Regions from separate parts of the Homo sapiens genome. Here region 2 is linked to region 1. Evidence: read pairs that join two places in POLR2A ChIA-PET (ENCODE). Cell type or tissue: PC-9. All regions are shown on one strand. Each heading gives the region's core, and the rest is flanking DNA. Links, peaks and the distances in the headings are about the cores only.

Region 1 (4,383 bases), core at 90-4,089:
GCTGTGAGGCCGTGTGGCTGACCGAGTCACATCTTGGGGTAAAGGGGCTGTGGCTGCGGGCCAAGACCTGTCTGCCCTCTGTATTTCCCGCCAGGAAATAGGACAAAGGCAGGTAAGAGCACGGGTGCTTTTGGCTCCAAGTCCCAGGCGTGTGTGAATTCTGATTAGGTTATCTGCCTCCAAGTTAAGTGCGGTCCAGGCTTTGTTTTCTGAAAGTGAAAGTGACCCATTTCCCTGCGTATGTGATGGGAAGGGGCTGACCGTGGGCTCCTCGTGGTTATTCACCTAGCTTTGGGACCCACGTTGGATTGCCTGGACCGCTGCGGTCTTTGAAGGGTTGGTGTGGCAGGCCCGGTCTGGTCTTGAGGGTCACACACGGTTCCTTCAGGACTTCTGGCTGCTGGGGAGGGCAGTGTCCAGCTCCCACAGGCAGGCCCAGATGGACAGGGGGTGTGCCCACAGCCACGGTCATTCCCTGGTGGGAAGAAGGGACAGGACACCATGAGCTACCACAGCAGTCCTGACAGGCCTCACCCATGCCCCTGTGTCTGGGGACACTTTTTTATTTTTTTGAGACAGGCTCTGGCTCTGTTGCCCAGGCTGGAGTGCAGTGGCACCATCTCGGCTCACTGCAGCCTCGACCTCCTGGGCTCAAGCAATCCTCCCACCCAGCCTCCCGAGTAGGTGGGACTACAGGTCTACAGGTGCACACCACCATGCCCCGCTAATTAAAAATTTTTTGAGAGACAGGGTCTTGCTCTGTTGCCCAGGCTGGAGTGCATTCGTGCAATCACAGTTCACTGCAGCCTCAAATTCCTGGACTCAAGTGATCATCCTGCTTCTGCCTCCCAAGTAGATGAGACCACAGGCACACACCACCACACCTGGCTATTTTTTATATTTTATTTTAGAGACAAGGTCTTACTTTACTATGTTGCCCGGGCTGGTCTTGAACTCCTGGGCTTAAGGGATCCTCTTGCCTCAGTCTCCCAAAGCACTGTGATTACAGGCAGGAGCCACTATGCCCGCCCATGGGGGCACATTTTTAATGGGGTTGTTACTCTGTCTTTGGTCTGTGGCCTCAGGTCTGCTGGGTCACCAGTGTCCTTGGGTATATGGGGCATTGGTGGTGACTGGGACCCACCTGCCAGATCCCCAGGCTAGAAGGAGGCCTGCTGGGGACACTGTGGCAATGCCCACACCCAACCCATCCCACACTGCCTTCCGCTCCTTCCTCCTCCATCAACTGGGGGCAAGGACAGTGTCCCCTTTGAGGGGCTACACCAGACCGAGCTGAGCCTGGGGCTTGTTACCCAGGAAACAGTGAAATCACCCGCTCGTTGCCTAGCTCTAATTCTGCGTTCAGTGTCTTGCTCCATCCTGTCCTCCCTCCCTAGGGCAGGCTCCAGCACTCCATGCCAAGGGGAAGAGCCTTTGAGGAGTCGTCTCTGCCATCATCAGGACTGAGGGAAAAGGAAGTCTAGGAGATTAGGGCAAGCCCTCAGTTTTCTTTTCTTTTCTTTCTTTCTTTTTTTCTCTCTCTCTCTCTGTCTCTCTCTCTCTCTTTTTTTTCTTTTTCTTTCTTATTTTTTTGAGACGAAGTCTCGCTCTGTCACCCAGGCTGGAGTGCAGTGGCACCATCTTGCTTCACCGCCACCTCCACCTCCCGGGTTCAGGCGATTCTCCTGCCTCAGCCTCCTGAGTAGCTGGGACCACAGGTGCCCGCCACCAGGTCTGGCTGTTTTTTTGTATTTTTAGTAGAGACGGGGTTTCACCATGTTAGCCAAGATGGTTTCAATCTCCAGCTCCTGAGCTCGTGATCTGCCCGCCTCGGCCTCCCAAAGAGCTGGGATTACAGGCGTGAGCCACCGCGCCTGACCCCTTCAGCTTCCTCAGGTCGACTTAAACAGGAAACAGAATAACACGTTTCATGTTTCTCCTGAACTTTTATGACCGTGTGCAAAACTCCTGCAAAAATAGGGAAGACAGCAAGAAAAAGCAGCCAAGACAGGCACAGCTTCTGAGCTAAGCTTGCAGCTTGTGTATGAGACACGGGGGCAAGATTATGGTTACCGCCCCCCCCACGCAGCAGCAACCCCCTGACCAAGGACGGGGAAGTCAGTCTGTCTTCAAAGCATTAGGTTGTAGACTCGACATCAGACGAAGAGAGACACAAAGGCATGGGGAAAGAGAAAGGGTGAGGTTTGGCTGGAACCTAATCAAAGGTATTAACTTATCTGAAAAAATGCCATGGGTGTCAGGAGGGAGGAGGGGTGGGGAATGGAATGGAGAAAGCAGCCAAGGTCAGGGTGAGGGCTGCTCGCGGGACACCTCCCGCCCATGTGGACGGACAGGCCATGAACTTCGGGGAAGAAGCAGGAAGCAGACAGGGCCGGGGCCCAGGCATTCCGCCCTCTAGCCGGTCCCTGAGCAGGGGTCTGTGTCATCCGCTCCTGTGTCCTCCCCCACAGATAAGAATCTGCTAGTCCGAGCGTGGAGCATTCGGTTCTTTGGTGTTTATATTTCATCATGCACATAAATGGGCTATTATACTCAGTTACACGTCAGGCTCTGGTGAGCTCGATTCATGTAAACTAACTCCAGGACAAGTGTGCCTTCTCGGTGTGATGGCAAAACCAAGCTTCTGGGCCAGGGGGTCCTGCCCCATGGGGATCTCGCAGGGTGAAGGCTCCAGAAATGCCCAGACAGCCACCAGGGTACCGGCCTGGTATGCACCATCCTGACCATCAGCCAGGAATGTCACCATTTTCTAAGATGCTCTACAAATCTGAACATCTCAAGGTCAATATTTGAGGTATAGTTCAGTCACTGCACTCCTAGCTTGGAAGTCCTAAGCTATGCAATAATTTATTTCTGTAATAATGGCCCTGATCTATTAAACCTGTCTCCAAGTTGCTTCTTCAAATCTATCTGGGTGCAAACAGCAAATCTCTGTAATTACAGTTTATACTTCTCACAATGTTCTACACGGCCTGCACTTTTAAAAGACTGGCCGGGCGCAGTGGCTCCCGCCTGTAATCCCAGCACTTTGGGAGGCCAAGACGGGTGGATCACCTGAGGTAGGGGTTCAAGATCAGCCTGGCCCACATGGTGAAACCCCGTCTCTACTAAAAATACAAAAATTAGCCAGGCGTGGTGGTGCACGCCTGTAATCCCAGCTACTTGGGAGGCTGAGGCAGGAGAATCGCTTGAACCCAGGAGGCGGAGGTCGCAGTGAGCAGAGATGGTGCCACTGCACTCCAGCCTGGGGGACAGAGCGAGACTCCATTGCAAGAACCACAAAAATATAATAAATAAAAGTTGGGCCTCACTCCTCCCCGGGGCCTTGGTGTGGCAAGCTGCAGGTGAAGTCAGAGGCTCTCTCACTCGTTGTGAAGTGTTTGTGCGTGTACATAGTCCACTAAAATATTCACTCAACATTCTGCGCATGCACGTTTTATAAAACAAGATTATCTATTTTCTTCATCAATCGGATTGGCACAGTCCTGAAGTGTGACAACATGCTGAGCTGTCAGGGGACTTTGAAACACCGCTGCCGGGGGCGTGACTGTCACAATCCTACTTAGCAATACCCGCTAGACCCAGACATTCCGGGCTTGATAGGCAATATAAAAAAGGCTATATAGCATCCTGGTGAGCGTTAGCATTCGCGGATCCGGTTATCTACAGCAGCACCGCCATAACAGACGGACGCGAACGCCCTCGATGCCCCGGGCAGGAAGCTTCCCCGTAGAAGTATCCCAGCGGAATGCCATGTGGTAGAAAGGCGGGAACGAGCGGTGTTTATATTTTGACTTGGGAAGCGCTCTAGGGACACGCTGTTAAATGGAAAAAGCAAAGAGGTGCAGAACAGTGAGTGTGGTGTGCTCCCACGGAGCAAGAGAGGGAAGGAAGACTCCGGGTGAACGCATATGCTTTCTTGCAATTGCACACAAGTTAGGCAGGGGATCCCAGAAAACCAGGTGCCTTTGCTTGTCTTGGGAGGGGGTTCTAGTGACTGCGGGCCGAGGAGGAGGAGACCTGATCGAATACGATTTTTACAATGTTTGCAACCAAAAGGAAGCCATGTCTCTGAGGGCAATGAGGACGGTTTGCAGAGAGGACACTGGTTAGTCTGGGATGCAGGGGAGAGCTGGACAACAGGACCATCTCGGAGGTGACGTCTTCCCTTGGGGACGCTGCAGGGTTCACAGGCCATGAGCCTCGGAGAGCCAGGCCAGGTGCTGGACCCTCAGAGAGAACCTGGCCTTGACTTTTCTTAAGGCCCGTGGCAGCTGAGCCGTGTAATTAAACAGTCAGGTATCAAGTCCTAGCATTGGGGCAGGAGGAAAAAGACACCCAAGTGGGCAGATGGCCAAGTCC
Region 2 (4,383 bases), core at 102-4,101, 190 kb before region 1:
TGGCAAAACCCTGTCTCTACACAAAATTTAAAAATGTGGCTGGGCGCAGTGGCTCACCCCTGTAATCTCAACACTTTGGGAGGCCGAGGCGGGCAGATCACTTGCAGTCAGGAGTCTGAGAACAGCCTGGCCAACATGGTGAAACCCCATGTCTACTAAAAATACAAAAATTAGCCGGGCATGATGGTGCATGCCTGCAATCCCAGCTACTCTGGAGGCTGAGGCAGGAGAACTGCTTGAGTCCGGGAGGTGGAGGTTGCAGTGAGCCAAGATCGCACTATTGCACTCCAGCCTGGGCCACAGAGTGAGACTCTATCTCAAAAATAAATAAATAGATGAATAATAAATAATAAAAATTTGCCCTGCATGGTGGCTCATGCCTGTGGTCCCAGCTACTTGGGAGGCTGAGGCAGGAGGATCACTGGAGCCAGAGAGCCGACTGGTCAAGCCACCGCAATCCAGCCTGGGCAAGAGTGAGAGCCTGTCTCAAAACAAAAAACAAGAAGTCACCGCTTATATAGGATTAGGCCCACCCTACTCCAGCATGGCCTCATTTTAACTTGAACTAACTACATTTGCAACAACTCTATTTTCTTTTTTCTCTTTTTTTTTGAGATGGGGTCTCACTCTGTTGCCCAGGCTGGATTTCAGTGACACAATCAGGACTCACTGCAGCCTCGACCCCCCCAGGCTCAAGTGATCCTCTTGCCTCAGCCTCCAGAGTAGCTGGGACTACAGGCCTCCCAAAGTGCAGAAAACTCTTATTTATTTTATTTATTTATTTATTTATTTTTTGAGTCTCGCTCTGTTGCCCAGGCCAGAGTGCAGTGGCATGATCTCAGCTCACTGCAACCTCTGCCTCCCGGGTTCAAGTGATTCTCCTACCTTAGTCTCCTGAGTAGCTGGGACTCCAGACACGCGCCAACACGCCTGGCTAATTTTTGTATTTTTAGTAGAGATGGGGTTTCACCATATTGGCCAGGCTAGTCTAGAAGTCCTGACCTCCTGATCCATCCGACTCACCCTCCCAGAGTGCTGGGATTACAGTTGTGAGCCACCGTGCCCAGCCCAGAACTCTTTCTTAAATTTGTACCCAACATAGAATTGTTTGGTCCGTGTGTTCACTCAAATAGCATCTTAACATGGGTATCATTCTGCAACTTGCTTTATTGCACCCCAAAATCAGTGTTACAACTTAAAGCTTCACCTCATTTCTCTTTTTTTTTTTTTTTTTTTTTTTTGAGGCAGAGTCTCACTCTGTCACAGAGGTCAGCTAATTTTTGTATTTTTAGTAGAGACAGGGTTTCGCCATGTTGGCCAGACTGGTCTCAAACTCCTGACCTTAAGTGATCCACCAGCCTCGGCCTCCCAAAGTGCTGAGATAACAGGCGTGAGCTGCCACACCCGGCCTTCACCTCATTTCTTTTAACTGCTGCACAATATTCCACGGCATTATTCGTGTGTCCTACAGTCAAGATGTTACCGAATTCAGAGAAACTCAGGTTTCTTCCTACTTCTTAAAATTACTGACCAAGTTGTCACAAACGTCCTTGTGCCTGCTTCCTGGAAGGCTGACTCAAGCATGTTTGAGTAGATTCCGAGAAGCATAACTGCTGAGTCACAGGTGGTATGCAGATTTATGAAACTGATAGTGCCTAGTGCCCGCCACAGTCTGTTTACCTTCACCCATCCCTGTGAATGAACCATGTCTAGGTTCAAGCATGGATGCCCTTGGTATGTGAGTGCAAGCCAAATGTGAACTGCTGCCTCTTCCAGCCCTGGCAGGGGGGCCCAGTGAGCACAGCTTTGGGACAGGTTCACTTTATGTAGAAAGAGAAGCTGCCTGAGGTCAGAAACGACATGGATTGGAGGGCAGGGGTGAATGGTTCACTTGTGAATGAGAGAGGGCCAGGCATGGTGGCTCACACCTTAATTCCAGCACTTCAGGCTGAAGCTGGAGTATCACTTGAGCCCAGGAGTTTGAGACGAGCCTGGGAAACAAAGTGAGACCCTGTCTCTATAAAAACAATTAACAAATTAGCCTGGCGCGGTGGCATGTGTCTGTGGTCCCAGCCACACCAGAGGCTGAGGCAAGAGGATTGCTTGAGCCCAGGAGTTGAAGACCAGCCTGGGGAACACAGTGAGAAGAAAGGGGTGGAGGGAGGAAGAAAGGGAGAACGGGAAGAAAAAAATGAAAGGAAGGAAGAAAGGAAAGAAAAACGGAAGGAAGAAAGAAAAGGAAGGGAGCAAGGGAGGAAAGGAAGGAAGGAAGGAAAGAAAGGAAGGAAGGAAGGAAAGGAAGGGAAGGAAGGAAGGAAAGGAAGGAAGGAAAATGGGAGGAGGCAAGGGACCTGGAAGAGTGACGCGGATGAAGGACACTCCAATGTCCACTCCCGTGTCCAGTGGGGAGCCCCGCAGCCAGCAGCCCTGGTTACAGAGGCCCTCCCCTTGCTGCGCTGACATTGGCCGGGACTGCCCGGGCAGAACGGGCAGAACGAGGCTCAGTAGGGCAGGCCACATTCTTCTTGAAGAAAGTGCAGGGAGAACACACCTCTGAGGCTGCCACAGGCCTCCAGGGATTTACCCCCAGACTCAATCAAAGCATTCATAAAAATACAAACATGCAGGCAGTCCTCACCTGCTCAGGCCGCCGTCACAGATCACCCCAGGCTGCGGGGCCTAGCACAGAGATTCATCTTCTCCCAGTTTTGGAGGCTGGGGTCCTCATGAGGCCTTTCTTCCTGGTGGGCGCATGGCCTGGTTTTGCCGTGTCCTCTCATGGAGTTCCCTGGGGTGTGAGGGTGCAGAGAACGAGCTCTCTGGCGTCTCTTCTCACGAGGACACTAAAGCTATCGGTTCAGGGCCCACCTTTATGACCTTCATTAAACCTAGTTACCCCCTAAAAGCCCTGTTTCCAAACGCAGTCACATAGAGGGCAAGGGCTTCAACTGACACATCTAAAGGAGGCACGATCCCGTCTCTAACCCACGCACACGTTGAACAGAGGGCTCGGTAAGTCAATTATGATGCATATATAGACCAAAATACCACGCAGACATTAAAAATCTTGTATTCTAATGCTATTTATTATCACAATAAATAATTCACTGCAAATGACTGCATGAAAAATGTGGGTTCCAGAGCACCATGTATAAAATGATCCCATTTATGTAGAACTGTAAACATACATCCACACACTGACGGACAGGTACATATGCATGTTTGGGGAGGGGTCTGGAATGATCACCCAAGTGGACAGGGTGAGGGGTGGTTTCCTGTATTTTTTACAATAAGCATTTATGACTTTTACAAAATCACCAAAGCTATCACTTTTTCCATTTAGAAAACACAAAATTATTTTTAAATAGAGACTTGACGTCATTTGACACACCTTGGTTTTCTCTCGGAGAGCACAGATGCCGCAGACAAGAGGAGCGGACCCGCCTCCCAGACTCCTGCCTGCCCCGTCCCTCCCCCGCAGGTGGCACTGGTGAGCCGGGAAGGTGCTGCCAGCCCCAGGATGCCTCGCACAGCCCGGGCTGGAAACCCCTGCCCCTGCTTCCTCGCACAGTCTGTCATTCTAGAAGGCTCTCTCCAAACCACTCTTCCAAAGAGGGTCATGCCAGGGAACAGCAGCGAGGTCATTTTCCAGTCATCCCACAGGAAGCCAGTGAGCCCCACTCCCACTGCCGTGGACCTCCAGGCCTGGCTTCCTTCTCTTCCCTGGGTTACCTGCTCAGGGGTTTCTCAGCCAGGCCAGCATGTCTATCAGGCGGCATCCAGCATCCAATCACAGTGACAAGAACCTTCCGGAACACCCTGCAAACTGTGGATGCCCACGGGTGGCCCCATTATGCCTTGAGCAGGGCAACCTTTTGGTCCAGAATGGAGTCTTCTCTGATGTTGTAGGGCTGGGTCCCTGGCTCCTGCCTCAGGTGCTTCTCTGCAGAAAATACAATAAATGTTTCAAGCACTAAAAGCTCAGAAGTGAGGATGGGTCAGTTCACAGGAAGGGATTAAGGAGGGCCTTCCAGAGTCCTGGAAGGTGTGCAGGAAGGAGCTGTGGGCCACCCAGGCCAGTGTCACTAACTCCATGAGGGTCTCACCTGAGTCTCTGTAAGCGTATTTTTCAGGTGACTAACGGCCCTTTCTTACTGCTCCAGGGTACCCTCCCATCCCACGGCCAGGCCACATTCTGCTTATCCACCTCCAGTGCACTGCATCTGAGCTGATTCTACAACAACATGGGTGAATCTCCCTGACGTCACATTGAGCCAAGGAAGTCAGTACAACATCCGCCACCCCTCACTCTCACGGAGCTGACCCAGCTTCAGCTGTGACCTCAGTGGAAGAGGAAGAGGCCTAGCACTGGGGCCTGGGACC

What was found. ChIA-PET counts read pairs that join two places held together with the same protein. Peaks named below come from ENCODE experiments on the same cell type or tissue, not always from the same donor. Only the 100,000 strongest peaks of a DNase experiment are listed, where the experiment ranks them.
Region 2: POLR2A ChIA-PET joins it to region 1 with 12 read pairs; 5 of 35 experiments call an interaction of 5 or more read pairs at or near these places.

The regions. Positions count from the first base shown.
Region 1 is chr17:80,066,961-80,071,343 of GRCh38, reverse strand. The region is part of intron 10 of CCDC40 (coiled-coil domain 40 molecular ruler complex subunit); the gene reads right to left. It overlaps LOC124904074 (a long non-coding RNA gene), which reads left to right. Exons shown (of 2, transcript XR_007065931.1): 1 at 1-112. Among named protein-coding and RNA genes, the nearest start is that of MIR1268B, 30 kb to the left of the region's middle. In PC-9, for the core only: no CTCF peak of the experiment used is centred there; no DNase peak of the experiment used is centred there.
Region 2 is chr17:80,252,185-80,256,567 of GRCh38, reverse strand. SLC26A11 (solute carrier family 26 member 11) reads right to left here. Exons shown (of 18, transcript NM_001166347.2): 18 at 3,068-3,943. The coding sequence ends at 3,852. Among named protein-coding and RNA genes, the nearest start is that of RNF213, 6.5 kb to the left of the region's middle. RefSeq lists enhancers at 1,530-1,579, 1,610-1,659, 1,334-1,869, 2,343-3,059 and cis regulatory regions at 1,427-1,891, 1,371-1,907. In PC-9, for the core only: no CTCF peak of the experiment used is centred there; a DNase peak (open chromatin) is centred at 1,647; H3K4me3 peaks cover 446 bases; H3K27ac peaks cover 2,707 bases.